2 separate regions of the Homo sapiens genome follow, and region 1 is linked to region 2. The links are chromatin loops, found by intact Hi-C in ENCODE. Cell type or tissue: B cell. All regions are shown on one strand. Links, peaks and the distances in the headings refer to the core of each region. The heading gives the core; the rest is flanking DNA. Region 1 overlaps LOC124900167 (a long non-coding RNA gene). Region 2 overlaps PLAC8 (placenta associated 8).

Region 1 (12,309 bases), core at 1,616-9,615, 60 kb after region 2:
TTAAAGCATTTCTTCCCTCTTCTGTCCTCTCCCAGGTTCAGGACCTCCAGAATTCCTCCTCCTTTTGTAATCACCCATCAGGTTCTTCTTGCCTACTGCACAGATAAAACCAATGCACTGAGACACCACTATTGCAGTAGAGAAAGAGTCTAATTAACACATGGCTAGCCAAGCAACCAATGAGAGTTTATTACTCAAATCAGCCTCCCCAAGAGCTTAGAGGCAAGGGTTTTAATGTATAATTTGTCAGGTAGGGAGCTAGGGAATGGGTGCTGCTGACTGGTTGAGGATGGAATCATAGGGATGTGGAAAACAGTCCTCATGTGTTAAGTCTGCCTTTGGGTGGAGGCCACAGTACTAGCTGAGTCATGAGTCATGGGTCCAGGTGGGGTCAGCCAGTGATGTTATCCGTAGGAGCAATTTGGGCAGCCACAAGTCTTGTGAACTCTGGCTTCATGACTTCCGAGCAGTAAGGGATTATAGAAAAACAAGGGCTGGTTATTCTTTAACCATGCCTACGTTTTAGCAAAATTCAAGTCCCTCCCATAATTCTAATCTTGTGGCTTTTCATTAGTCTTACAAAGGTGGTCTTAGTCCCTGAGAAAGGAGGGGGCTAGTTTTAGGGAGAGACTGTTATCCTTGCTTCAAAGTTAAACTATAAACTAAATTCCTCCTGTGGTTAGCTTGGTGTATGCCAGGGAATGAGTGAGGACAGTCACCTAGTGAGACTAGAAGCAAGATGCAGTCAGCCATGCTAGACTTCTCTCGCTGTCATAATCTTTGCAAAGGCAGTTTTAGTCTTTTCCTCCTCCTCATGGCATCTCATGAAAAACATCTCCCTGCTGTACTCCTTCCCCTGCTCACCAAGCTCCCACACCACCAGCAGGGGACAGACTTCTAGATTATTAAACAGTATATTTAATATTCTAATCTGATGTAATTGCCTTTGGACAACTTCATAAAGTCCAGAAAGTTCCCAAAGATAGGAAGTGGGGGACAGAGACTGATCTTACATTTGTATGACCAAAAATGTCTCATTGTTCATCTTTTTGTTTTTATTGATTGAAACGGAACAGAGCAGATGTGTTAATCTGAGATGCTGAGGCTGATGGATCTCCAGTTTTAAATTTGAAGAACAGAAACCAATACCCTTTCCCCTAAATGATTATTCTTTTATGCTCCTTTATCCTCTGTTTTACCCCCAATCTGCTGTCTTTCAGGAGACAGTGTTTATCAGGTCTTTTCAGTCTGGCCTGTAGACTCAGGAATGGCTGCTGGAGGAGAGAGCTTATGGTTTTGTTTGTTCAGGCTGAGACACAACTGTTAATAATTGTCATCTAAAACCAAGTTAGAGGCCAGGCACGGTGGCTCACGCCTGTAATCCCAGCACTTTGGGAGGCCAACGGGAGCAGATCACTTGAGGTCAGGAATTGGAAACCAGCCTGGACAGCATGGCAAAACCCCATCTCTACTAAAAATACAAAAATGAGACTGGGCACAGTGGCTCACGCCTGTTGGGGGGCCTAGGCAGGTGGATCACGAGGTCAAGAGATGGAGACCATCTGGGCCAACATGGTGAAACCCTGTCTACTAAAAATACAAAAAATTAGCTGGGTGTGGGGGCGGGCACTTATAGTCCCAGCTACTGGGGAGGATGAGGCAGGAGAATCACTTGAACCTGGCAGGCGGAGGTTGCAGTGAGCCGAGATTGCACCACCGCACTCCAGCCTGGCGACAGAGCAAGGCTCAATTAAAAAAAAAAAAAAAAAAGATACAAAAATGAACCGGGTATGGTGACGCGTGCCTGTAATCCCAGCTACTCGGAAGACTGAGACAGAAGAATCACTTGAACCTGGGAGAGGATGTTGCAGTGAGCCGAGATTGCACCACTGCCCTCCAGCCTGGGCAACAGCGTGAGACTCCATCTCAAAAAATAAAATAAGGCCGGGCGCTGTGGCTCACGCCTGTAATCCCAGCACTTTGGGAGGCCGAGGCAGGCGGATCACGAGGTCAGGAGATCGAGACCATCCTGGCTAACACGGTGAAACCCTATCTGTACTAAAAAACACAAAAAATTAGCCGGGCGTGGTGGCGGGCGCCTGTAGTCCCAGCTACTCAGGAGGCTGAGGCAGGAGAATGGCATGAACCCGGGATGTGGAGCTTGCAGTGAGTTGAGACCGTGCCGCTGCACTCCAGCCTGGGGGACAGAGCGAGACTCCATCTCAAAAAATAAATAAATAAAATAAAATAAAATAAAATAAAACCAAGTTAGTTATCTGCTCCCGTGAACTCTAAACTTTCATTCAGATTGAAGATATGCTTTTAAAACATCAGGTGATTAGTTCAAAACAAGACAGCTTTTTTGAAAAACTGAAAACAAAATTCTTTTTTCCCAGAAAAGAAGAATCTTCTACAGGAATTCCCAATTTTCACTCAGAGAAAAAGATATAAATTTCTAGCAGTAAACAGATAGGCATTTTCTTTTCTTTTTTTTGAGATGAGTCTCACTCTGTCACCAGGCTGGAGTACAGTGGCACCATCTCAGCTCACTGCAAGCTCCGCCTCCCGGGTTCACGCTATTCTCCTGCCTCAGCCTCCTGAGTAGCTGGGACTACAGGCGCCCGCCACCACACCCCGCTAATTTTTTGTATTTTTATTAGAGACGGGGTTTCACCGTGTTAGCCAGGATGGTCTCGATCTCCTGACCTCGTGATCTGCCCGCCTCGGCCTTCCAAAAGTGCTGGGATTACAGGTGTGAGCCGCTGTGCCCAGCCAACAGGTAGCCATTTTCTTAAAATGTCTCCAGCCTTCAAGAGTACATGAGTCCAAACTCTGAGACGCGCAATCAAGAAAAGCTTTATGCAAATGAGTTAGATTAGGGGATAGGAAGAAATTCAGGATTACTTCTTGTTTTCTAGCTTCAGCAGCCAGGTGGAGGGTGGAGCCAGAAAACAAAATGGGGAAGATCAGATCTGGGTGGAAGAATAGGTGTTGAGAAAATCTAAAGCTGTTTTTCAACTTGTTAAGTGTGAGGTGCCTAAAACCTCCAGGAGAAAATGTAGAGAAAACAGATGCCAAGAGTTCATCAGTTGGCCGGGTGCAGTGGCTCATGCCTATAATCACACTTTGGGAGGTTGAGGCGGGAGATTCACTTGAGCCCAGGAGTTGAAGACTAGCCTGAGCAACATGGTAACACTCCATCTTTACAAAAAATACAAAAGTTAGCCAGGCATGGTGTTGCATGTCTCTGGTCCCAGATACTTGGGAGGCTGAGGTGGGAGGATCACTTGAGCCCAGGATTCAGAGGTTGCAATGAGCCAAGGTCATGCTACTGTACTCCAGCCTGGGCAACAGAGCAAGACCCTGTCTCAAAAAAAGAAAAAAGAGTTTTTCAGTCAAAGGAGAGATTGGGAGTGAAAATACAGATTTAGGGTTCATTGGCACAAAAATGGTGCTTGAATTCATGGTAATGAATGAGATCAACAAGGAAGTGTAGAGGAAGACAAGAAAAGAGTTTTAGAAAAAATCAACCCGTAGTGATATAGTGTGACCTCACCCTCATACTATTCTCTAAATTAAGAGGCAAAGCTGTAAAGTCACCAACTCCTTGTCAAGGCAATCCCCCAGGAGTTGGGACATGGAAGTATTTTCTTCCTGTTACATATAGAAATGACAGGAACACTAGTTCAACATTCAAGAACAATTTTATCCCATGACTGTTCACAAATAACACCTTAGCATATCATGAATGAGGCTACACGTTCATGTAAACCAAGCTTAGTTAGTACTCCCATCAAGATCACTATTATAAGAATTGCCATTCTTGGCCTTTTCTAAATCCTGTGGGCAAATGTATTCCTTGTGTTCTACCAGCTTCAAATTCTGAGCCCCACTAAGGACTAGAAGAACTCATTTATTCATTTGTTCATTGACAAATGTTTATTAAGTGTCTACTATATGCCTTGGGGAACCAGCAGTGAACTAGCCAACACACTACGTTGGAGGTGAAATTGGTTTCTGTTTTAAAATAAGGAAAAAGTGTTACCTCAAGCAACATATATATATGCTGGGACTACAGGCACCTGCCACCACGCCTGGCTACTTTTTTTATATTTTTAGTAGAGACTTGGTTTCACCATGTTCGCCAGGATGGTCTCAATCTCCTGACTTTGTGATCCGCCCACCTTGGCCTGCCAAAGTGCTGGGATTACAGGTGTGAGCCACTGCGCCCGGCCTCCTATGCCTACATTTTAACAGAATTCAGGCCCCTCCCTCAATCCTAATTTCGTAGCCTTTCACTAATTTCACAGAGGACACCCAGCTTGTGTCCACTGCATAACTGATTGTTTGCTTGGTGGTGGGAAGAAACCCACCCTCTGACATTTGGTCACAGAAGTCTTCTGGGTTGATGATTGTCGGGTTGAATGAGAGAATAGTAAAAATGGTTTGAGAGTTTTCTCTAACACCACAACTCCGTTAAAGAATTTTTTTTGTTTTTTGTTTTTTTTTTTTGTTTTTTTGTTTTTTTGTTTTGAGACAGAGCCTTGCTCTGTCTCCCAGGCTGGAATGTAGTGGCGTGATTTCAGCTCACTGTAGCCTCTGCCTCCTGGGTTCAAGCAATTCTCCTGCCTCAGCCTCCCGAGTAGCTGGGATTACGGGTGCCCACCACCACACCTGGCTAATTTTTCTATTTTTAGTAGAGATGGGGTTTCACCATATTGGCCAGGATGGTCTTGAACTCCTGACCTCAAGTGATCTGCTCACCTTGGACTCCCAAAGCGCTGGGATTACTGGTGTGAGGCACCGCACCCAGCCTGCTAAAGAAATTTAATATTGCCAGTGATACAGGAGTTAAGAAGAAATTACTTAGGCAGATAGTGAGGGTATGGGAGTCCTCGATAAGGTTTTCCTTATCGAGGCAGCCTATAAAATCAAGCTACAGACATAGACAAGCAAGCTGGAAGCTTGCACAGGCAAATGCCAGCAGTTGTGCCAAAAGTAATATACTACCTGGGACTAGTCACGTTCAAAATGGTGGCTCCATCTTTTATTTTTGCCAGCCATGGGTACAGTAAGGAGCAGGCAAGATGGTACTGGCCAAGTGGAAGGCCCATTTGCATAATAAGATTAGGGTGGGGTGACCAGCCTTCCCATACACCATGTAAACATCACAGCTGGTCAAACAAATCTGTGGGCCCTAGTAAATCAGACACTGCCTCCTCAAGCCTGCCTATAAAATCTGCTGCGCTGCTGGGTGGGGTGGCTCACATCTGTAATCCCAGCACTTTGGGAGGCTGAGGCAGGCGGATCACTTGAGGTCAGGAGTTTGAGACCAGACTGACCAACATGGTGAAACCCCATCTCTACTAAAAATACAAAAATTAGCTGGGCGTGGTGGTGGGCACCTGTAATCCCAGCTACTCAGGAGGCTGAGGCGGAGAATTGCTTGAACCTGGGAGGCGGAGGCTATAAGTGAGCTGAGATCACACTACTGCATTCCAGCCTGGGAGACTCCGTCTCAGAAAAAATAATAATAATAATAAAAATAATTTCTTAATTTTTTGAATATTTAGGGGAACAAAATACAACACATAATTTTATGTCCCCTGTTGATACTTGGATATTTCCCTATAGATGTGTAGGAAATTTTTCTTTCTTTCATCCATTCTGGTCTCATTAGGCTTTTAAAACCAACTATAGTCATAAATTACCTAATTCAAATGCTATTTATCTCTTTAAATTCCAAAATTATTGCTTAGGCTTTAACACACAAAAAAATCACAGAAAATAATGGAGAAATAGTTTCAGTTCAGTTTTTCAGCTTTATAATAATAGGTTTTGATGTGGCGGTCAATACATGAACTATGGAAAAAGGAAAGAAAATGAAGAAAAATGTGATTTAGCCAGTGGCTTAGCTTTGCATATGATACAGGAGGAACTAAACTAGTTTAGTAAACAGGTTGAATTTAAAAAAACAAACACACACATACACACTTAGTCCTGATCCTGTGTGGAAAATCAAAGAGTAGAGGAGTTGAATACCAGGAGTGAGTCAGGCAGCACCTGCGCTGCATGGGAATCTGTGCAGCATGGACTATTTCTGCCACCACTGAAGCAGATGTTACACAAGAGCCAGAGAAGAAAGACATAAAAAAAATATAAGATTTTTGTTTGTTTGAGACAGGGTCTCACTTTGTCACCCAGGCTGGAATGCAGTGGTTCTATCAGAGCTCACCGCAGCCTTGACATCCTGGGCTCCAGTGACCTTCCCACCTCAGCCTCCTGAGTAGCTAGGACCACAGGCGTGCGCTACTACACTTGCTAATTAAAAAAAATTTTTTTGTTGTTGAAACAGGGTAATATGGTTTGGCTCTGTGTCCCCACCCAAATCTCACCTTGAATTGTAATAAGCCCCACGCGTCAAGGGTGGGACCAGGTGGAGATAATTGAATTATGGGGGCGGTTTTCCCCATACTGTTTTCATGATAGTGAGTGAATTCTCACAAGATCTGATGGTTTTATAAGGGGCTTCCCCCTTTGCTTGGCTCTCATTCTCTCTACTGCCACCCAGTGAAGACGTGCCTTCCACCAGGGCTGTAAGTTTCCTGAGGCCTCCCCAGCCATGTGGAACTGTGAGTCAATTAAATCTCTTTTCTTTATAAATTACCCAGTCTTGAGTATTTCTTCATAATAGCATGAGAGCGGACTCATACACAGAGTCTCACTATGTTGCCCAGGCTGGTTTCAAACTCTTGGATTCAAGCAATCCTCCTGACTTGTGCTGGGATTATAGGTGTGAGCCACTGTACCCAACCAAAGACAAGATTTGAGGGGGAATTGCATCAGAATTTAGGATTACAGTGACATTACTTGGAAGTCATTTGAAGGGTGTTCTTCACTGGAAGATGTTGAAACATCTTCCCTAAGAGAAGACCTAAAAATTCCAGAGCAAAAACCAGCTGCTGTAGTGGAAATGACCTATGAAAACCTTAACATTCTGGAGAGGATGGAGAAAATTAGAGAGATGAACAGGGAACTAGAATTGCTGGAAATTCTAAGTTACTTGTAATAATGAGAAATGCTCTGCTCCCAAGACTGAATAGAGGCTGTGTCCCTGTAGAGAGTACCAGTTGCCAGAATGCAGGAACTAGGGCAGAAATAGAAAAGAAAAAATAAAGTGGAAAGAAGAGGGCAGGAAACACATAGTACTTTAGTTCAGAATGTCGATTCCTTGTCTCATTAATTCAGGAGCTCTACCTGCAGCCGCTAAGTATGGTCCATATCTATATTATTGGACTAGAGCTCATTCAATTACCACCTACAGGGAAACGTACTTGTCTCATAGTAGGAGGACCACCTGCTTCAGAAATACTTGTAGTCCTTATTAAAATTCAGAAGCCTGGATCCTACCACAGATTTGAGTCAGAAAAGCTGGAGGAATCACTATTATTACAAATTCCAACCACACTTAAGGCTCTGAAAACCTTGTTAAAGTCACCAGAAAGACTTAGCTGGTATGACAGAATTTATGCTATCATAATTGGTAATCTGAGTTGCGCCTCTGGCCATCACTTCAGCAACTGTCTTAGAGATGCTTTATTAGGAACAGGTGGTTTGCCACTCTGATCCCAAGAGATGCATAGAGCCTTATGGCATCTGTGGCAGATAGATGTGCCAAAGATGGCTGACAGATGCAGAGAGCCTTATGGCATCTATGGCCAAAGATGGATAACTGGGTGAACTGCACACTTAATTTGTAGAGACTAAAATAGCTTCCCATCACTTTGGAGAATGAATTATTATTCTAGATACCGTGGTGTTGACAGGAACATAGGAACATATAACTAGATATGATACACAGTCACATTTTGTATAAATCTCAGTTGGTTACTATTGGTAACAGTGGACCTGATATCCAGGCTTAGGGAAATAAGTGTCCTGTTGTACATATACATCTAGTTGCCCTTAAGTCATGGTGTATTTAAGATGGTCATGGTTGATATGTGGCACATTTACTGTCACTTCACACAGCCACCTGTGGCAGACATCCTAACAAATCACAGAATTCTTTCCTACCCAATCAGGAGGTCATTCTCTCAATCCAGGCTCCAGGAAGCTGATTACCAATTGATTGGTTTAGAAGGGCAATTGAAAACCATTAGCCTTCCATTTACTAACGGATATCTCCTGTGTCTGTGAAAGGGTACCAAGGATAAAAGATGCCTTGAGGGCCGTGTGCGGTGTCTTATGCCTGTAATCCCAGCACTTGGGGAGTCCGAGGCAGGCGGATCACTTGAGATCAGTAATTTGAGACCAGCCTGGCCAACATGGTGAAACCTCATCTTTTTTTGAGACAGGGTCTTGCTCTGTTGCCCAGGCTGGAGTACAGTAGCATGATCTTGGCTCATTGCAACCTCTGAATCCTGGGCTCAAGTGAAAATTATCTGGGCATGATGGTGGGCCCCTGTAATCCCAGTTACTCGGGAGGCTGAGGCAGGAGAATCACTTGAACTCTGGAGGCAGAGGTTCCAGTGCGCCGAGATCGCGCCACTGCACTCCAGCCTGGGCAACAGAGTGAAACTCTGTCTCACCAAAAAAAAAAAAATGTCTTTGAGAATTTGTTGTTATACTCAGAGGTCAGCAAAGAATTCCCACCAATTTACTAAGCACCTTTTATAAAGCATGTATTGCTTTTTTTTTTTTGGTATCTCACTTTAGTTGACAAAGGATGCAATAAGGGAAACATGTACACCACAGGCAATCAGTGCATATAGATCCCTGTTAAAAACTCAACATGTAACCTATATATATAGTCATACATTCTTTGCTAATGCGTAGCTTTCTGAACCACTTTAAAATATACATTTTATGTCACTTGTTGATCATGAGAAGTTTGTGACATTACCCTCATTTTTCTGGTAAGCCAGAGAAATTAAATGACTTGCTAAAATCACCCAACAAATTGGTGGTAGACCCTGGTCTTTCCCTTCTCAAGTCAGTGCTCTATTCATAATATTAGAGCATTTCAAATGATGTGCAGATTATAGCTGCAGCCCCATCCTCTCTTATCATTTCTGGAATGGTTCCCTTTAAAGTTTAATGCACCAATTTTTCTGTTTGTGAGTAGTGCCAGACCAGGCCCCACCTTGTATCCCTCTAGCCATTTTCACTGACATGTCTCACGTTTGTTCTACAGGGAAGGAAGTACAGAGTGAAGGAGGGATATACAAATTATGAGGAGATGTGAAAATAAGAGACTGAATAGTGCTAGAAAAAGCCATGGAATGGGCTATTTTGCAAAGTTTTGAAGACCCTCTCCCCGGAAGGGTCCAGTTGGGTCCCTGAAGACCCTCTGGCAGATGCCCCAGGAAGGACTTCTGCTCTGCACAAGAGGTGCTGGGTAATCCTGGGAGGTCTAGTCTGCCAACCAGGTGCTATGACTGCGTATTCTTGACTTACTGAAAAAACTTTGAACTCCAGCATTTGGTAGCAGTTATTTTTTTTAAAAGTTAATTTAATGATACTCCTAATTTGCAATGTGGGTAGAGAGGGAAGAGGGAAAGAGAGGGATCTACAGCAGATCAAGTTTGTAAGGGGTTCGGCACGCCTAAGTGGTGAAATGGTAAGTGATTATTTTTCATAAAAGTTTTTTTTTAATTGCTGAAGTGTTTCTATTTCTCATCTGACAGAGCAAGAATGTGGAACAAAGGGTGGACACATAAATAGTAATGTTAAAAATCTTCTAATGTTGTGACCCTCATGAGATGGAGGAATGGATATTCAGATAGAAGACCATGTAGCCTTAATAATTCCCTCAACAATAATCCAAAATCCTATAACTCATACTCATTTTTTTCAGTCTTTAACTCATTATTTAATTTTTATTTTTTAAACCTTCACTTAAGCAGCATTTGTCAAATACACATGATATGCCTCAAGGAAGAACTAAATAGTCTCATTCAATATGGATCTAATCACTTTTCTGTTCTAGTATGTCTGTCTGTTTTTTACCTAAGGTAGTTTTTAGGGGGAAAAAAATCTCACTATTATTTGCGTGAAACCTAGGGAAATCTGCAGAAAACATGCTCTAATTCTAAGTCTGTTTCATAATATATACATATGTAGAGAGAATATAGAGAAAAACCATTCTTCTTTCAAAGAGGAGGACATGAACTACAGGCTAATACCAAGCTGAAGTTAAGAAGGGACATAAACATCATGACTGCATTAGCTTCTCAGGAAATGGGTGCCTGAAATAAGAACACCGCATTCACCATTCTGGCTGGGTAAAGGAGACTGGTGCTCCTTTTCATTTGGAGGCTGTTAAAAAAGAAGTCTTGTAATGAGCTCTATTTGCAAGATCACTCATGGAATGAATGAGTGAATGAATTGTGGTACATGGCCGAAGACACAACTACTCTGGAAGGCAAGATAAAGAAATGGGAAAAAACAGACCTTTGGAGACAGACAGAATAAACTTGAGTCCAAATTCCAGCATTTATATGTTTGGTGACCTTAAATGTTTCTGATTCCTGGTTTCCATATCTATAAAGTAGAGATAATACCTATAGCACAAAGAGTTCGTGAGTAGTAAATGAGCAAACACGTCAGCACGATATTCTAGGATGTAGTAGGAGTGCAATCAATAGCTATTTCCTTTCTTTCCTCTTCTCCCCTGCAGTGGCCGTGTGCTGGGCCAAAGAGATGCTCTCTTGGCTGTCTATGCAGGGAGAGGCAGATCAAAGGGGCTGCATGATAACAGCCCCATAAAAGTTTGCATAGATGTAAAAGGGAAACAAAGCAGAGAGCCTGAATTACACACCTTAGTCCTGGAAATTACTAGCCATTGTAGAGGGCTGTTTGAAGGAGGAAGAAGAGAAACACACTCTCTATCAATGCATTTATTTAATCAATGCCAAGAACATCCAGTCACGGAATCCTTAACCTAGAAGTAACCTTAAATGTAATCTCACAGAACTTCCTCATGACGGATATGGAAACTGATGTTACCAAATGTCAAATGACTTCGGAAGGGTCAGAAAGTTAGCTATTTGCTGGGCTGTTCCCAGAACCTCTTCTCCAGAATCTAGTTAAGCCCCGCTTCTTCTATAGCATTTTGGGGTCATGGAGCACTTTGAGAATCTCAGCCTCACACCCCATGTATGTAACTACATATACATGAGACTGCATTCAGTTTCAGGAGGTTCGTGGTCCGGCCACAAAGTTAACAACCGCTGTGTGTTATGTTGCCTTGAGCAAGGAATTTTGTTAATGAGAAAAGTAGGAAGTCTGGCAGCTAAGCAAGCACACAGGAGAAATGAAACCAGGGCCCTGCACACATCCCCAACCTGGGAAAACAGGTGAGTCACTTCCTGAGATAAGAACAAAAATAATAGAAGTTATTTATTGAGCACTTATTACTTGCCAGGCCCTGTGCTAAACACTTTCCATATGTTATCTCCCGTAAGTCTCTACTGCAACACGAAGGAGTAGCTGTCATTACTCCCACTTTATCAGTGAGGGAGCCAAGGCTTAACTTGCTCTGTGGGGTAGGAAAAAGGTCCATCGTGTTACTTCTTTGTTTAAAACATTTCAATGGCTTTCCAGCTTACTTGGAATAAAAGCTAAAAAGTTCTTATAATAAATTCTCTGATATCATGTTCTTCTATTACCGCCCCCCCCAACCTCCCCACTCCTGCCCCACCTCTGGCCGCTTGCCATTTCTAGAACACTCCAGATGAGCTCTACTTCGAGACCTTGGCTCTAGCTCTTTGCTCTGCCTGGACTTTCGTCAGATGGGTCAGCCACATGTCCTTTTATTTTATTTTTAAAATTTTTCAATAAAATAGAACACATAAAATAAGGCCTTTAACTCCTGGGCTTCCACCTCAGCCCCCAGAGTATCTGGAACCATAGGCGTGCACCACCACATCCAGCTTTTGCTTATCCTTTTAGATCGTTATTTTCTCACTGAGGTCTTCTCTAATAACCCTATTTAAAATTAGAACCCTTCAACACTTTATTCCTATTCCCTGCTTTATTTCTCTCTAGCACTTATCATCATCCTACTTGATGTACTTTTATTTAGTAATACTGTGGTTGTCTTCTCCTATGAGAGGCTAATCCCTACCATTGACAACTGTTACGGTAATAATTGGTTTATGCAGGAATCTTTAATGGACGTTACAAGTAGTGGGTGAAGGTGTGAGAATATTTACAACTCACTACAAGATCCTTATTTGTTATGATAGAGAAAATAGCAACTTTACAGTGGAGAATCCTGGAAGACACTATCTTAACCAAGTCATC
Region 2 (12,309 bases), core at 2,790-10,789:
AATTTGAAATAATGTTTAAGAATTTTCTGAAATGAATAATAGACACTAAACCACAGATCCAGGAAGCTAAGAAAAGGCCAAGCAGAATAACTACCAAAAAATTGACACCTAGATGTATATCTAAACTGTAGAAAACCAAAAACATAAAATCTTGAAAGAAGCCAGAAGAAAAAAACACATATAGAGAAACATGAATAACATTGGATTTCTTGTCAGAAATCATGCAAGCAAGAGCCAGAATGGAAATATTTATGATGTTAAAAGAAAAACTTCACAAACATAGGATTTTATCCAGCAAAATTATCCTTCAAATGTGAAGGAGAAAAGCAAAGAGAAAATCAAATTGAAAAAAAGAAATAGTGAAGGAGAAATGAAGACTAAAACTAAGGAAATTTAAGGCTGGGCATAGTGGCTCAGACCTATAATCCCAACATTTGGGGAGGCCAAGGCAGGTGTATTGCTTGAGCCCAGGAGTTCAAGACCAGTTTGGGCAACATGGCGAAACCCCGTCTCTACAAAAAATATAAAAGTAGCCAGGCATGGTGGTGTGTGCCTGTGGTCTCAGCTACTTGGGAGGCTGAAATGGGAGGATTGTTTGAGCCAGGGAGGTGGAGGTTGCAGTGAGCTGAGATTGCACCATTGCACTCCAGTCTGGGTGATAGTGTGAGACCCTGTCTCAAAAAAAAAAAAAAGGATTCTTTTTTTGCCAGGAGACATACTTTGCAAGAAATGTTAAAGTAAGGTTTCCAGAGAGAAGGAAAATGATATGGATTAGAAACTCAGATCTACATAAAGAAAGGAAGAGTATCAGAGCAAAAAAACAGGAAGGTAAAATCTTTTTAAAAAATTTAATTGATTTAATAGATAACTTTATTTAAAGGAATTATAGCAACAATGTGTGGATAGCTATAGCCTAGGGATAACTGAAGTGAATGACTGGAGTGTAAGTGATGGGAGGAAGGAATTGGGAATACCCTGTTATGAAGTATCCGCACAACCATGACACAGTATAGTGTTATTTGAAACTTGACTTAGATTAGTTGTAAATGTATATTGCAAACTCTAAATCACTATTAAAAAACTTTTTAAAGAAATATAATTGTTATGCTAAGAGAGGAGAGAAATAGAATGATAAAATGCTTATTTAAAACCAGAGTGTCAGCCAGGCGTGGTGGCTCACGCCTGTAATCCTAGCACTTTGGGAGGCTGAGGCAGGTGGATCACCTGAGGTCAGGAATTTGAGACCAGCCTAGCCAATATGGCGAAACCCTATCTCTACTAAAAATACAAAAATTAGCCAGGCATGGTGGCGGATGCCTGTAATCCCAGCTACTTGGGAGGCTGAGGCAGGAGAATTACTTGAATCCTGGGGGTGGAGGTTGCAGTGAGCTGAGATCACACCACTTCACTCCAGCCTGGGCAGCAGAGTGAAACTCCGTCTCAAAATAAATAAATAAAATAAAATAAAATAAAATCAGAGTGTCAGCAAGAGTATCAAAAAATACATGAGGCAGAAACTGATAAAACTGCAAGGAGAAATAGATGAATCCACTATTATAGTTGGAGATCTCAACTTCAATGCCTATCAGCAAAGGACAGATCCAGTAAGTAGAAAATCAGTAAGGACATTGTTGTACTCAACAGCACCACCAATCAACTGAATATAATTGACATCCATAGACTGCTTCGTCCTGCAACAACAGAGTACTCACTCTTGTCAGCTCACTTGGAGCGTTCACTGAGGTAGACCAACCTGGGCCATAAAACACACCTCAAAATGTAAAAGAATAGAAATTATACACTGTATGTTCTCAGACAACAATGGAATTTTTTTCTTTTTGAGACAGAGTTTTGCTCTTGTCACCCAGGCTGGAGTGCAGTGGTGTGATCTTGGCTCACTGCAACCTCTGCCTCCCGGGTTCAAGCAATTCTGCCTCATAATCATAATCCTGAAAGACACAATCCTGAATGCCAAACCCCAAATGTTGATGTCCCAAAAGATCAAAATCCTTAAAGTTCAAAATTTCTAAAGTCTAAATCCCTCATGTCTAAAATCCTGAAAATTACAATCCCAAAAGATTAAAATCCTCAATGTTGAAACCCTGAAAGCCAAATTCTGGGGAAGGGGATTAGTGTATTTTTTGGTTGTACACAGGATGGTTGCATCATGTTAGTTGTGTCATGTCAAGCAGAACCATAGCCTTTTTGTCTTTATTTGGAAATTAAGTGTGATTTAAGGGGATGCAAATGAGTGCCAAATTGACAAGGGGTGGACAGTGGACATAATTTTAGGTGTCAACTTGAATGGATTAAGGAATACCTAGAAACCTGGTAAAGCATTATTTTGGATGTGGCTGTGAGAGTGTTTTCAGAGATTAGAATGTGAGTCTGAGTGGACTAAGTGGGGGATGATCTGCCCTCATTGTTGGGAGGCACCAACTACTTGACCAGGGTCCCAAACAGAACAAATATAGAAGGCAAATTGGTCTCTCTCTGAGATCTGGGACAGACTTTTCTTCTCCTGTCTTGGACCCAGAACTCCAGGTTTGCCAGCCTTCGGACTCCGGAACTTACACCAGTGGCCCCCTGGATCCTGAGGCTTTTGGCCTCAGATGGATAGTTGCACCATCAGCTTTCCTGGTTCTGAGGCCTTTGGAGTTGGACTGAACCATGCTACCGGTATCCCAAGGTCTCCAGCTTTCGGATGGCCTCACCGTGGGTCTTTTCAGCCACCATAATTGCATGAGCCAAGTTCCCTAATAAATTTCCTCTCATATCCTATTGGTTCTGTCTCTCTAGAGAACCCTGACTAATACAGATTTGGTATTGGGGAAGCTGAACATCATTTCTTCTTACTGTATTGCTTACCACACAATGGAAGAGATCTGTGAAATTGTTCCCTTGCAAAAAGGCTGTGTTAAGTGTATGAGGCTACTTAACAGTGAAACAGTTTAAAAGTTAATTGTTATTCGTGCTGCAAACGTAGAAAATCACCTAATTGCAATGGCTGAGAAATAACCAGACTTTCAGATGGACAGCAGGTACTTACGAAATTTGTAGACCACAACCACTCCCCAAATACAAGTACTGTGAGTGTTTTGAAGATCATAGAAGTGAAAACACAGGCCAAAAATACAAGAAATCTCTTATGCCAAATTATTTAATCATGTATGGCTTCTGCCCCTTTACACATAATGCCAACTCGATATGCTATGTATTTCATCTTCGCATTATTTTCAATACTGAAGGTAAATTTAGATCTCTCTTTTTTTCTTAGTCTGGCTAAAAGCTTGTCAATTTTGCTTAACTTTTCAAAAAACCAACTTTTTGTTTCATTGATTTTTGTATTGTTTACTTCATTTTAATTTCATTTATTTCTGTTCTGATCTTTATTATTTCTTCTACTAATTTTGGATTTGGTTTGCTCTTGTTTTCCTAATTCTTTAAGATGCATCATTAGATTGTTTATTTAATGTAGGCACTATAAGTTTCCCTCTTTTTTGATGTAGGCACTATAACGATAAGCTTCCCTCTTAGTACTGCTTTTGCTGTATCCCATAGATTTTGGTATGTTGTGCTCCCATTAGCATTTGTTCCAAGAAATTTTTAAATTTCTTATTAAAATGATCCATCCTTGAGAATGATCCATATGCTGAGGAAAAGCATGTGTATTCCACAGCCATTGGATGAAATGTTCCGTAATTATCTACTGGATCCATTTGGTCTATTGTGCAGATTAAGTCTGATGTTTCTTTATTGATTTTTCTGCCTGGAAGATCCATCCAGTGCTGAAAGTGGGGTGTCGAAGTCTCCAGCTATTATTGTATTGGGGCCTAACTCTCTCTTTAGCTCTTTTTTTTGTTTTGTTTTGTTTTGAGATGGAGCCTGGCTCTGTTGCCCAGGGTGGAGTGCAGTGGTATGATCTTGGCTCACTGCAACCTCCGCCTCCCAGGTTCAAGCTATTCTCCTGCCTCAGCCTCCCAAGTAGCTGGGATTACAGACATGTGCCACCATACCCGGCTAATTTTGTATTTTTAGTAGAGATAGGGTTTCTCCATCTTGGTCAAGCTGGTCTCGAACTCCCAACCTCAGGTGATCCACCTGCCTTGGCCTCCCCAAAGTGCTGGGATTATAGGCATGAGCCACTGCGCCTGGCCTTTTTTATTTTTTTAAGGAGGGGGGGGGTCTCACTACATTGTCTAGGCTAGACTCAAACTCCTGGGCTCAAGTGATCCTTCTGCCTCGACCTCCTGAAATGCTGTGATTACAGGCATGAGCCACCATGACTGGCCCTGACTGTGTATTTTCAAATAGCCTGTCTTCAGGCTCACTAATTCTTTCTTCTGCTTGATCAATTCTGCTACTGAAAGCCTCTAATGCATTGTTCAGTATGCCAATTGCATTTTTAGCTCTGGAATCTCAGTTTGATTCTTTTTATTTTAATCTTTTTGTTAAATGTATCTGATATAATTTTGAATTCCTTCTCTGTGTTATCTTGAATTTCTTGAGTTTCCTCAACACAGCTATTTTGAATTCTCTGCCTGAAAGGTCACACATCTCTGTTTCTCCAGGATTGGTCCCTGGTGGCTCATTTAGTTCATTTGGGAGGTCATGTTTTCCTGGATGGTGTTGATGTTAGTAAATGTTCTTCAGTGTCTGGGCATTGAAGAGTGAAGTATTTATTGTAGTCTTCACTGTCTAGGCTTATTTGTACCCATCCCTCTTAGAAAGGCTTTCCAGATATTTGAAAGTACTTGGATATTGTGATGTAAGCTGTATCTGATTTAGAGAGCACCCCAATCCCAGTAACACTGTTTTCTTGCAGACTCATGGAGGTACTACCTTGATGGTCTTGGAAAAGATCCAGAAGAATTCTCTGCATTATCAGGCAGAGAGACTCCTGTTCCATTCTGTTACTTTCTTCCAAGCAAAAAGAGTCTCACTCTCCTTGTTCTGAGCCACATAAAGCCGGCGGTGGAGTGACACAAGCATCCCTGTGGCCACCACCACTATGACTGCATTGGGTCAGACCTGAAGCCAGCACAGCAGTGGGGCTTGCCAAGGCTGGCTGTAACCACTTCCTGGCTACTGCCTATGTTTGCTGAAGGCCCTGGGGCTCTACAATTAGCTGGTGGCAAAGCCGGCCAGGCCTGTGTCCTTCCCTTCAGAGCCGTGAGGTCCCCCAGGCCCCAGGTGAGTCCAGAGGTGCCTTTTGGGAATCAGGGACTAGAGTAAAAAAACTTGGAAGTCTAGCTGGTGTTCTATTGTACTGTGGCTGAGCTGGTATTCAGACCACCAGATGCAGTCCTTCCCACTCTTCCTTTCCCTTCCCAAATGCAGAGGAGCCTCACCCCATAGCCACTGTCAACCCAGGCCACGAGGAGTACTGCCAGGCTACCTCCAATATTCCCTTAAGCATCGAGGTATCTTAAGTCAAGCTTGTGTTGAATGCTTCCTGCCTTGGGACTCGCCCTTCAGGGCAATGGGTTCCCCTCTGGCCTGGGGCAGGTGCAGAAATGGTGTCCAACAGTCAAGTCCTGGAATCGGAGACCTCAAGAGCCCACTTGGTGCTTTACCCCACTGTGGCTGTGCTGGTACCTAAGGTGCAAGACAAAGCCCTCTTTACTTTTCCTTCTGCTTTTCTCAAACAGAAGGAGTTTTGCCTTGTTGCCACCACAGCTAGTAATGTGCTGAGTCTCACCTGAAGCCAGCAAGTCTCAGAGGCTCAACCAAGGGCCTTGACATAGTACCTAAATGTAACTGCTGGTTATTCAGGGTCCTGCCAACCTTCAGTTAGCAGGTGATGAATGCTGCCAGGACTGAGTCCTTTTCTTCAAGGTAGTGGGTTTCCTTCTGACCCATGGTGTGTCTAGAAATGTCATCTGGGAACTAGGGCCTGGAATGGGGGCCTCACGACTCTTCCCAGTCCCCTATTCTGCCGCAGCTGAACTGGTATCCAAGATGCAAGATGAAGTCCTCCCCACTCTTCTTTCTCCTCTCCACAAGCAGAAGGAAAGGGTCTCCTTTGGAGCCACGGGCTGTGCAGCCTGGAGTTAGGGAAGGGGTGACGCCAGCACGCCCTTGGCTGCCTTAGCTGGTGTCTCAGTATGTCACCTGCCCTCCCAGTTAACTGCCTCTGGGCCTAGTTCAGCACTAGAACTCGCCTGAGATCTGCAGTCTTCATGGCCTGGGCTGCCTTTCAAGTTTACTTGGAGACCCAGACTGTAGCCCTCGGTGGTGAGGTTTGCAGGAACTCAAGTTTAGACCACTGGGATCAGTGATTCCCCTCTGGGTAGGGCTGTTATTAAATGCTCCCTCCATGGGCAGGCGTCAGCTGAGTTGGGTGTGGTTTTCCTTCCTGCCGTAACAGGACAGCACTGAGTTCAGTGCATCACAGTTGCTGTGTTCTCCCTCCCGTGCACGCAGAGATATCCTCAGTACCACAACACAGCTGCAGGGGCAGAGGGGCGTCAGTGATTCAGGACTGTTTTTGCTATTTCTTCGGTGTCTCTTTCAGCATTATAAAGTTAAGAGCAGGTACTATGAGTGCTCACCTGATTTTTAACACCTCATGAAGTTGTTAAATTGGTGTCCTTGTGGAGGGGGATGATAGCTGCAGTCTTCTATTCCTCCATTTTTCTCTGTCTCCTCATTTTTTTTTTTTTTTTTTTGGAGACGGAGTCTTGCTCTGTCACCCAGGCTGGAGTGCAATGGCACGATCTCGGCTCACTGCAGCCTCCGCCTCCAGGTTCAAGCGATTCTCCTGCCTCAGACTCCTGAGTAGCTGGGACTACAGGTGCTACCATGAACAGCTAAATTTAATTTTTTTAATTATTATATATTGTGGGCGAAGGATTACCTAGGTGCCGAGGCAAGAGACTAAAGGCACAAACTGTTTCAGTATAATAAAGAAAATAGAATAAGAATAGTCATAATACAAATTAGATATAGAGATGATCGTGGACAATTATCAATCATTATTATAAACATTATTAATCATTAGCTTTTAATATTACTCTTTGTTGCATTACTAATATAACCTAGGAATAACCAGCGGGTATAGGGTCAGGTGCTGAAAGCACATTGTGACAAGTTACCTAGAAGGCAAGAGCTGAGCCTTCTGTCACGCCCGCATAAGGGCCGCTTGAGGGCTCCTTGGTCAAGCGGTAATGCCAGTGTCTGGGAAGACACCCACGACGTAGCAGACCGCAAAAGGGAGTCTCCTTTCCTTGGTGGAGTCAGGGAACACTCTGCTCCACCAGCTTCTTGTGGGAGGCTGGATGTTATCCAGGCCTGCCCACAGTTATCCGGAGGCCTAAACCCCTCCCTGTGGTGCTGTGCTTCAGTGGTCACGCTCCTTGTCCACTTTCATGCTCCTCCAGCACTCCTGGTTCCTCTTTGAAGTTCGTAGTAGATAACGGTAGAAGAAATAGTGAAAGGCTTAAAGTCTTTGACCTTTCTTATAAGTGCATAGAAGAAAACGCTGATGTATGCCACCTTCTCTCTGCTTCAGCTACCTAAAAGGGAAGGGCCCCCTGTCCTATGATCACATGACTTGCTTCAACTTGTCAATCACTTAGAAGATTCACCCTCCTTACCCTGCCCCCTGGTCTTGTATGCAATAAATATCAGCGTGCCCAGCCATTCGGGACCACTACCTGTCTCCGTGTCTTAATGGTAGTGGTCCCCTGGGCCCAGCTGTTTTCTCTTTATCTCTTTGTCCTGTGTCTTTATTTATTACAATCTCTCATCTCCGTACATGGCGAGAACACCTGCTAAGCCCCGTAGGCCTCAACTCTACAATATATTTATTTTATATTGCCCAGGTTAGTCCCTAACTCCTGGGTTCAAGTGATCCTCCCACCTCGACCTCCCAAAGTGCTATAATTACAGGTATGAGCCACACCACACCCGGCCAATAATACACGTATCTTTGCAAGCATAAACATTCAGGTATCCTAACAACAGTCTCATAAGTATAAGAGTTATGAGTAGATGAACTGTATTCATAAAGAAATAGGCCAAAAAGTAAAATGTATTAACATATATGATTGGTAATTGTGTGCACTCAACTTTATAACTGTGGTCATCTGAAATACCAAGATGGACAATATAAGTCTTTTGACAAAATCAATAAAAATCCGCAGTGAGTTACCACCACACATGCAGTTGCCCAAAAAGCCAAGATCTCAAAATATTTTATCTTTCACAAATATGGATGTACAAAAAGAAGATATTTTATTGAGGAAGTTGCAATGTTTTTACATACATGCACAATGCTTACACAAATTCAGCTTCGTGATAATGCACTTTCATGGAGTCAAATTTGCAAAAATGCATAAAATGAATTAGAACTTTCTAAACATCTTTATACAATTTATACCTTCAGTATTAAAAATGGACTGAGGAGGCCGGGCACAGTGGCTCACACCTGTAATCCCTGACTTTGAGAGGCTGAAGTGGGCGGATCACTTGAGGTTAGGAGTTGGAGACCTGCCTGGCCAACATAGTGAAACCCTGTCTGTAGTAAAAATACAAAAATTAACACTTGAGCCCAGGAGGCGGAGGTTGGAGTGAGCTGAGATTGTACCACTGCACTCCAGCCTGGGTGACAAAGTGAGACCCTGTCTCAATAAAAAATAAAAATAAAAAAAGTATGTTATTATTTCCTGTTTTATTGTCTAAAATGGTCTATGAAGTGCTCTGTTGTGTTTTTATGTTTCTCAAATCTCCTTTAAAAAATATAAATAAAGAATTTTAAAGAATTTTTAAAATTATTTTGTCAAGAATTATATTTTCAGGATTTTAATCATTTGGGATTGGAATTTTGGGGATTTTGGACTTCAGGGATTTTGATCTTTCAGGATTTCATCATTTGGGATTATAACATTCAAGATTGTGTCTTTTGGGATTATGGCCCAAACCCATGCAATGGGCCAGTTCTTTGAAAGGAATAGTGTTCCATAACTCACACAAGGAGAAATAGAAAATTTGAATAGGCCTATACCTGTTAAACTAAATCAATAACTAATAACCTTCTATAATAGAAAGCACCAGGCTTAGATGGGTTCACTGATGATTGATCAAACATTTAAGAAATAAATCTTTGACCCAGAAATATTTCCTTAAAATTTTTTTTCTAAGAAAGAAATCATACCAATTCTCTACAATAGCTTCCAAAAAAATAGAAGCTAAGGGAACACACCCTAACTGACTCTAGGAGACCAGCATTACTCTAATACTAAAATCAGATAAAGACATGACAAGAAAGGGAAAACTACAGTCTCTCATAAACATAGATGCAAAAATCCTTAACAAAATATTAGCAAATCAAATGCAATAATGTGTAAAAAGAATGATATATTATGACCAAGTGGGATTTATTCCAGGTATGCAAGACTGATTCAACATTTGAAAATCAATTAATGTAACCCATCATATCAACATACTAAAGAGGAAAAAATCATGATTGTATTAATAGGTACAGAAAAAGCATTTGACAAAATCCAACACTCATTCAAGATAAAAATGCTCAGTAGGCCAGGTATGCATGTAATCCCAGCACTTTTGGAGGCCAAGGCAGGAGGATCACTTGAGCTCGGGAGTTTGAGACCAGCCTGGGCAACAAAACAAGACCCCGTCTCTAATTAAAAAAAAAAAAAAAAAAGGCTGGGTGCGGTGGCTCACGCCTGTAATCCCAGCCCTTTGGGAGGCCAAGGTGAGTGGATCACGAGGTCAGGAGATCAAGACCATCCTGGCTAACACAGTGAAACCCCGTCTCTACTAAAAATACAAAAAAATTAGCCGGGCGTGGTGGCAGGCGCCTGTAGTCCCAGCTACTCAGGAGGCTGAGGCAGGAGAATGACGTGAACCTGGGAGGCAGAGCTTGCAGTGAGCTGAGACCGCGCCACTGCCCTCCAGCCCGGGCGACAGAGCAAGACTCCATTTCAAAAAAAAAAAAAATGCTCAGTATACTTGAAATAGAGGGGATCTTCATCAATCATATACAGAATATCTACAAAAAACCTACATCATACTTAATGATGAGAGACTATATGATTTTCCCCTAGGTCAGGAACAAGGCAAAGATGTTTACTCTCATGTTCCTATTTAATATCATACCAGAATCCTAGCTAATAAGACCAGATAAGGAAATGTAGCTTTATACAGATTGGGAAGGAGGAATAAAACTGTCTTTGTTCACAGTCAACATGATTGTCTATATAGAAACACATACAAAAAGTCTCCTGAAACTAATAAGCAGTTATGGCAAGGTCACAGGATATAAGGTTAATGTACAAAAGTCAATTGCTTTCCTATATACCAGCAATGAACAATTGGAATTTGAAATTTTAAAAAAGTATGTATGTTGAAGGCAGGGAAGATTGGGAATTTTATGAGTGAAGAATTGGCAGGAGAGTGGGCTAAAGAGGTAAAATGAGGCTACACTGTGAAGAACCAAGGAAAATACTGGGGTCTGTTTGTTTTAGAAAATTCACAATTTGGCTGGGCGCAGTGGCTCATGCCTGTAATCCCAGCACTTTGGGAGGCCGAGGCAGGTGGATCACCTGAGGTCAGGAGTTCAAGACCAGCCTGACCAACATGGAGAAACCGTGTCTGTACCAAAAATACAAAATTAACTGGGGTGGTGGCACATGCCTGTATTCCCAGCTACTCAGGAGGCTGAGGCAGGAGAATTGCTTGAACCCGGGAGGTGGAGGTTGCAGTGAGCAGAGATCACGCCATTGCACTCCAGCCTGGGCAACAAGAGCGAAACTATGTCTCAAAAAAAAAAAAAAAAAAAAAAAAAAAAAAAAAAAAAACAGAAAGAAAGAAAAAGAAAAAGAAAAGAACAAAAAATTCACAATTTAACTCATGGTACACAGTGTATAGGATGGACTGGAGAGAAGGCAAGGGAAGCTGGAGTTTCTAGAGGCAGGAAGGTTAGTTTAGAGGGTATGAACATGATTTGCCAAAGAGGTAATAAGGTTTGGACTACATTTATGTCAGCAAAGAGGAGAGGACAGATTAATTCATTCAATAAGTGATTGAGTAGATACCTACTGGTGTCAGGCATTGTTCTAGGCACTGGGAATACAGCAGCAAACAAAATGATTGAGTAGATACCTACTGGTGTCAGGCATTGTTCTAGGCACTGGGAATACAGCAGCAAACAAAATAGATCACCCCTTGGGGCTTTCAAGTGGAGTATCGGTGACAGAGTGGGTGTCTGATTGGATATCGGGGAAAAGGAGAAAGGTGCGATGAGGCAATTCAGGGGTCATTGGTACCTGGATTTTTCACCTTGAACAACTAAGTGATATCATTGGACTTGTTGGGTAGACAAGGTCTAGGGGACATCCAGATGGACTCATTTTCACAGCTAGCAAGAGAGACATTCTGAAGATCAATAGTAAGGGAGAAACTGGAAGTACAGACTTTGGGGTCCTAAGAGGCAGTTAGAACCATGGGAGTAGATGATGCTATCTAGGAACGTGAGATGTGAAAGGAGTGGACTCAAGCTAGAACCCTGCAAAGCACCCACAGCTATAGGGTAAGTGGAGGAAAGGGCAGAGTGCTTGAATTTGTTGAGTGCCTACTAAGTTCCAGGTGCTTTGACATTTTGTCTCACTGAGATTTCACAATAAGTGTATAAGATAAATAGTTTTGCCTCTTACTTCCCCCACCCCAACAAATGAAATGGAATCAGAAGTGTAGGAGGAGAACTAGGGGAAATTAGGAAGTGAGATTTTCATCAGGGCAAAATGATGCTGACGGATCAAATGGGACAAGAAATGTGAAAAAAATCATTTTACACTTTTATCCATCTATTGATGGATAAAATTTAACCAAAATTGAGTCACTGAATTTGATCATTGATCAAATTTTTCTTACTCTGATAAGAGTTTTCAGAAAACTCTGATCAGAGTTTTCTTACTCTGATATCTCATATTCAAAAGGGAAAGAAAATCAACAACACAATAAACAACCTCCTGAGGAATGCAGTGTAAAAGCAAGGCTTGGTGTGTTGTTTCGCAAAAAATCTTGCTTTGTCAGCATTAATACTAACAGATAACATGAGAAGAGGCAAAAGTGTTGGCTAAATGTACCATAACTGCCTGGGAATAGTTATCTGTAGTCTATTTTTTTTTTTTCTCATCTAAAGTTCTTAGATGAAAGAGAGCTGGGTTACTGTGAACCAAAATCTCCTGCTAAGAAACCAAAGTATGGTGCAGTGGCTCACACCTGTAATTCCAGCACCTTGGGAGGCTGAGATGAGAGGCTTGCTAGAGGCCCGGAGTTCAAGAC

The links. Peaks named below come from ENCODE experiments on the same cell type or tissue, not always from the same donor. Only the 100,000 strongest peaks of a DNase experiment are listed, where the experiment ranks them.
Region 1: a loop joins it to region 2, with 2.9 times the contacts of the local background. A loop is called at or near these places in 5 of 110 quality-filtered maps.

The regions. Positions count from the first base shown.
Region 1 is chr4:83,139,412-83,151,720 of GRCh38, forward strand. It overlaps LOC124900167 (a long non-coding RNA gene), which reads right to left. Exons shown (of 5, transcript XR_007058167.1): 5 at 48-95. Among named protein-coding and RNA genes, the nearest start is that of PLAC8, 31 kb to the left of the region's middle. RefSeq lists an enhancer at 265-559. In B cell, for the core only: a CTCF peak has its summit at 6,595 (motif pointing left); DNase peaks (open chromatin) are centred at 2,940 and 6,570.
Region 2 is chr4:83,077,905-83,090,213 of GRCh38, forward strand. It overlaps PLAC8 (placenta associated 8), which reads right to left. Exons shown (of 5, transcript NM_016619.3): 5 at 12,144-12,309. Among named protein-coding and RNA genes, the nearest start is that of PLAC8, 31 kb to the right of the region's middle. RefSeq lists an enhancer at 6,449-6,498. In B cell, for the core only: a CTCF peak has its summit at 6,457; DNase peaks (open chromatin) are centred at 5,527 and 6,367; H3K4me3 peaks cover 793 bases; H3K27ac peaks cover 5,329 bases.